Linked DNA regions of Homo sapiens: regions 1 and 3 are each linked to region 2. A link is an interaction called in ENCODE POLR2A ChIA-PET data of the cell type or tissue named here. Cell type or tissue: CD4-positive, alpha-beta T cell. All regions are shown on one strand.

Region 1 (2,500 bases), 340 kb before region 2:
GTTTAAAACTCATTTATTATACGATGAAATTAAAATTTGTAAAAATGAGCCGGGTGCGGTGACTCAGGCCTATAATCCCAACACTTTGGGAGGCGAGGTGGGGAAGGGTAGGAGGGGGAGGATCGCTTGAGGCCAGAAGTTCGAGATTAGCCTGGGCAACATAGTGAGACTCTCTTTTTTTTTTAATGTTTAAATGGCATTATATTGTGACAAATATTAAATAACCAAATATTGCACAGGAAGCATTATCATGACAAACGCGGTAAAACTTTTCCGTGCAATCAAAGAGCAACAAACAGTACACATTTTAAGCAATGTTTAGGTCATTACAAGCTACAAATATTAAGGCGAACGCTTCCGTTGACAGCGTGCTGCCCCCGCCCCCAAATTCCCACGCGCTGCCGCACGCCTTCAGCTCAGAAGCCCCCTTTCCTGGGCAGGCGAACGGGCTGCACACCCCTCACTCCGCTGCGAAGTCAAAGGGCTGCAGACAAAGACAACAGAAGCACGTGACAAAAGTTTATCCCCGTTCCCTCCGGGGGCCCGGGCAGCTGGGCCTAGGCCACGCGGGGCGGCGGCCCAGAGCACAGGCAGGGGCAGCCCGGCGGGCGGAGGCGGAAGCGGCGCGGGGCTGCTAGTTACCTTTTCCTGCTCCTCGCGCAGCCGCGCCACATCCGGGGCGCGCAACGGAACCAGGGCAGGGGCCGGGGCCGAAGGGGGCGAGGGGTCGGGGGGCGTCTCCACGGTGGGCGCCTCCATGACGGGCCCGCGGGCCTCAGCGCGGCGTGTGAGTCCTGAACCAGCGCCTGCGCAGGCGGCGCGGCCGGCAGTTGCCCAGCGCCCGCGCGCCCGCCCTCAGGCACCGCGCGCCCCGCGCCCAGGAGGCCGCGCCCGCCGCCGCCGCTGCTGTTCGCGTCCGCGCCGCCCGCTGCCGCATCTCACACGTGCATGTCCCCGCCGCCGCCGCCCCGCAGCGGGCTCCGAGTAGCAGGCCGCCTGCCAGGTACCGAGACGCCTCTCCGGTGCGGGCCCAGCCAGGCGTCGCGTGGCGGCCGCGCCTCCCCACACGCCCCGCCTCTCGCGGCACGCCGGAAGCAAGCGCGCAGGCCCCGCCCCCGACACGCCCAGCTCGCGCAGGCCCCGCCCCCAGGGGAGTGCGCTTGATGCGAACCGCGTGGCTGGGGCTGGCGGTGTCCGCGCTGGGCTGCGTTTGTATCCCTCTGGAAGCTTACATTTTATGCCGATATTTCTTTCTTTTTTTTTTTTTGAGATTACGTATATGAAAGCACTAAATATAGGCTTTGGAACCTTAAAAAAAAAAAGCTTACATTCTATAGAAGCTCCACGCCCAGGAAACGCTCGGCAACAAGAGCCGCGTGTCGCCTTGAGTGCCCCATCTCCCTCCCCGTCGTTTGGCGCTGCATCTGTATCTAGGAGCTTAATTCATGTACTAGAGCTGTTTCATAAGCACATTTAATTTTAGCAAATTCAACTCTTTCTGTGCCTTTTTAGTGAGTTGAAATATACAATTATATTTTGCATGTTCATTAATTACTGTACACATTGTATTTTCTCTTATATAAATTAAGCTACTGTACTAATTTTAATATGCTGCTATGAATGGACTAAGAAATTTTCCAAGGATAACTTTGCCCCCACTTTTCTTTTTTTTTTTTTTTTTTTTAAGAGACTGAGTCTTGGTCTGTCGCCCGGGCTGGAGTGCAGTAGTGCCATCATTTCTCACTGCAGCCTCAAACTCCTAGACTCAAGCGATCTTCCCACCTCAGCCTCAGGAGTAGCTGGGACCACTGGCCCGCACCAACACATCCTGTTAATTTTTCTATTTTTTGTAGAGGCGGGGTCTCCCTATGTTGCCCAGGCTGGTCTTGACATTAAGCGAGCCTCCTGTCTTAGCTAACCTCCTGTCTTGGATTCCCTGAAGTGCTAGGATTACAGGTGTGAGCTACCACACCTGGCCGTTCCAATTATTTTAGAACTCCTGTGCCCACTTCCTCCTACAGCCCTTTGTACAGCCTCCTATTAACCTAACTGCGTGAAAGTGGCCTTGCCTTATCTGCTGCAGTCGCTAGCAGTAAAGATGGGTCGTGTTCGTTCCACATCATACAGACAAGTCTAGGCAGAGAGATGCCTGCAGAGTCACAGCCTGGTGTGCCTGCTTGCTCTGCTTCTCTTCCCTCACTCCTGCCCAGCTCCCAAGTCCAGATCCACCCTTTTTTTCCTTTTTATGGCTTCAAAGGAAGAAAGCAAGGACAACTTGGGAAAAGATAAATGTTCATTCCTGTCTTTTCCTCACTGCATATCCAACCATCATCACCTCTGGAACAGCCAGGACCTGACCATTGTTACCATCTCTTCTACCACCACCATCCTCTCTCCATCCCCAGCCACCTCAGCAACCATTGATCTGGCCTTGCTGCCCCTACTCTTGTCCCTTGTAATGGAGATCGGCTGCTGCCCACCCCACTTCCCCTCGTTTAGG
Region 2 (2,500 bases):
GCTTTCTTGTACTTCCCTGAGAATGTTTGATGCAAGGTGGTTACAAGTTTTTTTTTTTTGTTGTTTGTTTGTTTGTTTTGATACTGGGTTTTGCTCTGTTGCCCTGGCTGGAGTGCAGTGGCACAATCATAGCTCACTGCAACTTCGACCTCCTGGTTTCAAGTGATCCTCCCACCTCAGTCTCCTGAGTAGCTGAGACTACAGGTGTGTGCCACCACACCTGGCTAATTCTTTTTTTTTTTTTCCAGTTTTTGTAGAGACAGGGTCTCGCTATGTTGTTGCCCAAGTTGGTCTTCAACTCTTGGCCTCAAGTGATCCCCCTGCCTCAGCCTCCCAAAGTGCTGGGACCACAGGCGTGTCCCACCACACCCAGCCAGGTATGTTTGTTTGATCAAGCAAACCAATGTGGTTGCAAGTTTTATATATAGCATCTAGTTCTCCCTCAAATGGAAGATGGGGATTATAAACTGTAGAGAGCAACTTGCGGGGCCTGATAACTTTGCTTCATCTGTTACAGGTGCTTAGTAACAGACTTGGAAGTCTTTCTGCAACAATACACATCTAACAATTACTGAACATCCATTACTTGCCAGAAACCTCATTACAAGGTACACATATTTTTTCTCATTACACTTATGTGCATGAGCAAACTGAAGCTCAGACATGCCGAGACAATCTACTTGATCATATAGGTAGAAAGTGGCAGAGATGAAAAATAAAAATTCTGATTGAAGGCCCAGTCTTAACGGTGTCTACACGCCCCTCCTTGGCACATGTCTTCTACCCCTAAGGACCAAAGCTTTGGGTTAGTGATATCATTCCCCAGCAGCTCTCGGCGCTTTGCATCAGGTTAAGAGTGTGAAACCAGCTCGCAGAAAGGAGCAGGATCTTGACCGCGGTCACCCCGGGAGATAGTGGCCAAGTTGAGCCAAGGCCTGGAACCCTCCTCTAGCATCGCACACCACTGAGCAGCCTCCGGGAGAACCTGCCTCCAGCCCTGACATCCCTCCCTAGCTCAGAGGTCGAGCCAGGCTAACCCGTGCTCCAGCCCTCAGTTTTTCTTAGGTAGGGTGGGCCCATTCCTGTAGCGGTTCTGTTAGGACTCCGCAGCAACAGGTAGCCCGGACCCATTTCACCCACCAGTACCAAGACCCCGACCCTTAACGTCCCCAACCCTCTCCAACTTCGCGGCCCCGCTTACTCTTCATTCTCGGACCGCTTCCGGCGCTCTCTGATGACGCACTGGCAGCTGCTGTCGCAGACTCTCGGAGCTCGGAGATGGCGCTATGCGTGACATCACCGGCGCTCGCCCACCTCGGGGGCGCATGCGCCTGGAAAGGGATTCGGCTACTGAGAACGTCGTAGGCGGTGTTGCTGAGCAGTGGGGAGGAGTGGGCTCGCTTCCTGGGGTCTTTTCCGCCTGCATCTTTTGGGGGACAGGCAGTAGGGTTGGGGTAAAGGCATGTGGAATGCTTGCTAAGGCCTGGAGTGGAGCGAGGCGAGGCGACTTGGAGAGGACTCGAAGGAGGTTGGGGATCTGGGAGGGCGGAAATGGGACGGGGACGGTGGGGTGAGGTCTTTGTCGTCCCTAATCAGCGCCCTTACGGATGAGCCGAGGCAGCTTCCGCTGTGAGCACGGGCACCGAAGCTGGGACAGCAGGCTTAGGTTCTAGTTCCGTGTCTGCTGCTAACTAGCTGTTTAACCTCGCTTAGGGCACTTCCCATCTGTAAGCCTCACTTGCAGTCTGTGCTGTGAGTGGGGTCGGCCTCACAGGTAGTGATGCGCCGCCTGGGTCCCTTTGATAGTTTCAGAAAGCTTTCTTGAGACTCAGAATATTTATTAGTTTTTATCAATAAAAAAATCATAGCAATAAGATCAAAGGTGGCTCACACCGTGGGAGGCGCAGGCGGGAGGATCTCTTGAGCCCAGGAGTTCGAGACCAGCCTGGGCAACATCGGGAGACCCCATCTCTACAAAACATTTAAAAAAAATTATCCAGGCGTGGTGGTGCGTGCTTGTAGTCCCAACTACTCGGGTATCTGAGGTGGGAGGATCAGTTGAGCCCAAGGAGTTTAGGGCTGCAGTGAACCTGGATTGCGCTACTGCACTCCAGCCTGGGTGACAGAGTGAGACCCTGTCTCCAAAATAAATAAATAAATTCCATATAAATAAATAAATGAATAAACAAACTCCATTGCTCAGTGGAAAGGTGCAGGAAGGCCTGGTGCAGACTTCTCAGCAGTGACCCAGTGTTGGGCAGAACTGTGGAGCCCCAATTTCTGCTGAGCACTGGGCCTGTGCTGGGTGGGAGAGAAAAGAAATACGGTCCCTTTATGCTAAGTCAGTGGTTCTCAACTTTGAGTACAGTATACATTTCTTTACAGGGGATTCTGGGAGTATGTCCAAAGGTTTTAGTTTGAGAAACATTGGCTTAAACAATTTCTTTGGTGGTGACCTTGTACCATTTTGATTTTAAACATTAGACTGCAGGCACTGAAA
Region 3 (2,500 bases), 85 kb before region 2:
ACCTGATATCCAACCTATTATCATTTCAACATGTAATCAATATAAAAGATTATTGAGATGATTTCCATTTTTTTCATATTAAGCCTTCGAAACGTGTTGTCTATTTTACACTTGCTAGCACATCTCAATTCTGACTAGTCACATGTGGCCAGTGGCTAGCATATTGGGAATCACAACTCTATAAAATACACAATAGAAAGTATAAAAATGAAAGATTTCTTTTTTCTTTTCCACTCAGGTTGCCGGTGATACAGACACTCCTTTCAGAGCCAGGAACCACTCTTTTTTTCTGTCTCTCCTCTGTTCTGAAATTTAGCATCTGGGCTTGTTTGATATCCTTGTTAGAGGTCAAGAGCAGGTTGGGAGGTGCTGTAGACTGAATTGTGTCCCCCTTAAAATTCCTGTGTTGAAGCCCTAACCCCCAGAGTGATGGTGTTTGGAGATGGGACCTTAGGAAGGTGATATGGTTTGGCTCTGTGTCCCCATCCAAATTTCATCTTGTAGCTCCTATAATTCCCACGTGTTGTGGGAGGGACCTGGTGGGAAATAATTGAATCATGGGCGGGGGGATCATCCCTGTGCTGTTTTTGTGATAGTGAATAAGTCTCACGAGATCAGATTTTTTTTTTTTTTTTGACGGAGTTTCACTCTTGTTGCCCAGGCTGGAGTGCAATGGTCTGATCTTGACTCACTGCTACCTCTGCCTCCTGGGTTCAAGTGATTCTCCTGCCTCAGCCTCCCGAGTAGCTGTGATTACAGGTGCCTACCACCACGCCCAGCTAATTTTTCTTTTTTGTATTTTTAGGAGAGATGGGATTTCACCATGTTGGCCAGGCTGGTCTCAAACTCCTGGCCTCAGGTAATCCGCCCGTCTCGGCCTCTAAAAGTGGTTGGATTACAGGCATGAGCCACCGTGCCCAGCCAATCTGATGGTTTTAAAAATGGGAATTTCCCTGCACAGGGTCTCTTTATTTGCCTGCTGCCATCCACATAAAATGTGACTTGCTCCTCTTTGTCTTGCCCCATGATTGTGAGGCCTCCCTAGCCATGTGGAACTGCAAGTGCATTAAACCTCTTTCTTTTGTAAATTACCCAGTCTCAGGTATGTCTTTATTAGCAGTGTGAAAGCGGACTTGATGCAGGAGGTAAGGGGGTTTAGATATGGCCATGAGGGTGGGGCCTTCATCCTGGGATTAGTGTCCTCATAAGAAGAGACACCAGAGGGCTCTGTTGCTCTTTCTCCTCCATGTGATGACTCAGCAAGAAGGTGGCCGTCTGTAAGCCAGGAAGAGAGCCCTCCCCAGAACCCAACCATGCTGGCTCCCAGATCTTGGACTTCTAGCCTCCTGAACTGTGAGAAAATAAATTTAAGCTGCCCAATCAATGACATTTTGTCATGGCAGCCCAAGCTGACAGGTTGGGAGTTGGGAGAGTTGAGGGCTTACTGGTGGCTTCCCTAATCTGTGCTCTCTAACCAGACCTAAGGCAGGGGCATTTCCCCCTCCCTTGAGATGTCAAATAGACCTGGTGTGTGGGTGAGACCACCTACCTGAGTGACTCCAAGCATCGCCAGTGAGAGGGTCACTTACTGCAGCCACTGGGCACCAGCCTTGTCCTGCCCCAGGAACAGGCAGCCCTGCTGTGGAGGCCTTGGATGATGGCATCCCCAAGTTCCTATCCCCTCTCCCTCCAACTGCCTCATCAGATATGGCTGAAGAAAAACACCTGACCACATTGACTGCTCTCACTTTTTTTTTTTTTTGAGATGGAGTCTCGTCTGTCACCCAGGCTGGATTTCAGTGGAGTGATCTCAGCTCACTGCAACCTCCACCTCCCAGGTTCAAGCGATTCTCCTGCCTTAGCCTCCCAAGTATCTGGGATTACAGGCATCTGCCACCACGCCCAGCTAATTTTTTAATTTTTATTTTTGTATTTTTAGTAGAGATGGGGTTTCACCATGTTGGCCAGGCTGGTCTTGAACTCCTGACCTCATGTGATCCCCCCGCCTCGGGCCTCCCAAAGTCCTGAGATTACAGGCATGAGCCACTGTGCCTGGCCTTTTTTTTTTTTTTTAAACAGAGTCTCGCTCTGTTGCCCAGGCTGGAGTGCAGTGGCAAGATCTCGGCTCATTGCAACCTCTGCCTCCTGAGTTCAAGCGGTTCTCCTGCCTCAGCTTCCCTACTAGCTGGGATTACAGGTGCCCGCCACCACGCCCAACTAATTTTTGTATTTTTGGTAGAGACAGGGTTTCACCACGTTTGCCAGGCTGGTCTTGAACTCCTCATCTCAGATGATCTACCCACCTCGGCCTCCCAAAGTGCTGAGATTACATGTGTGAGCCACCATGCCTGGGCTTCTCTCACCTTCAATTCTTCATCACTAAGCTCAGAGGGGGCTGCCATGTTGCTGGCAATTATCCCAGGAAAATACGGGATAATTGCCAGCAACATGGCAGCCCCCTCTGAGTTCATTTCCTCTCCCTCTAACCTCTTCTCTCTTG

Evidence for each region. Peaks named below come from ENCODE experiments on the same cell type or tissue, not always from the same donor. Only the 100,000 strongest peaks of a DNase experiment are listed, where the experiment ranks them.
Region 1: POLR2A ChIA-PET joins it to region 2 with 56 read pairs; 13 of 35 experiments call an interaction of 5 or more read pairs at or near these places.
Region 3: POLR2A ChIA-PET joins it to region 2 with 11 read pairs; 19 of 35 experiments call an interaction of 5 or more read pairs at or near these places.

What each region holds. Positions count from the first base shown.
Region 1 is chr19:29,940,807-29,943,306 of GRCh38, reverse strand. URI1 (URI1 prefoldin like chaperone) reads right to left here and starts at 1,068. Exons shown (of 11, transcript NM_003796.3): 1 at 643-1,068. The coding sequence starts at 759. RefSeq lists a silencer at 543-1,212 and an enhancer at 1,233-1,322. In CD4-positive, alpha-beta T cell, no CTCF peak of the experiment used is centred here; DNase peaks (open chromatin) are centred at 636 and 1,076; H3K4me3 peaks cover 1,443 bases; H3K27ac peaks cover 306 bases.
Region 2 is chr19:29,605,027-29,607,526 of GRCh38, reverse strand. It overlaps POP4 (POP4 ribonuclease P/MRP subunit), which reads right to left and starts at 1,244. Exons shown (of 7, transcript NM_006627.3): 1 at 1,202-1,244. The coding sequence starts at 1,208. RefSeq lists an enhancer at 1,102-1,591. In CD4-positive, alpha-beta T cell, no CTCF peak of the experiment used is centred here; DNase peaks (open chromatin) are centred at 1,276 and 1,626; H3K4me3 peaks cover 1,765 bases; H3K27ac peaks cover 1,819 bases.
Region 3 is chr19:29,689,861-29,692,360 of GRCh38, reverse strand. No RefSeq gene overlaps it. Among named protein-coding and RNA genes, the nearest start is that of C19orf12, 24 kb to the left of the region's middle. RefSeq lists enhancers at 1,107-1,166, 1,085-1,379, 974-1,525, 1,526-2,078 and a silencer at 1,098-1,295. In CD4-positive, alpha-beta T cell, CTCF peaks have their summits at 1,036 and 1,236 (motif pointing right); a DNase peak (open chromatin) is centred at 1,240.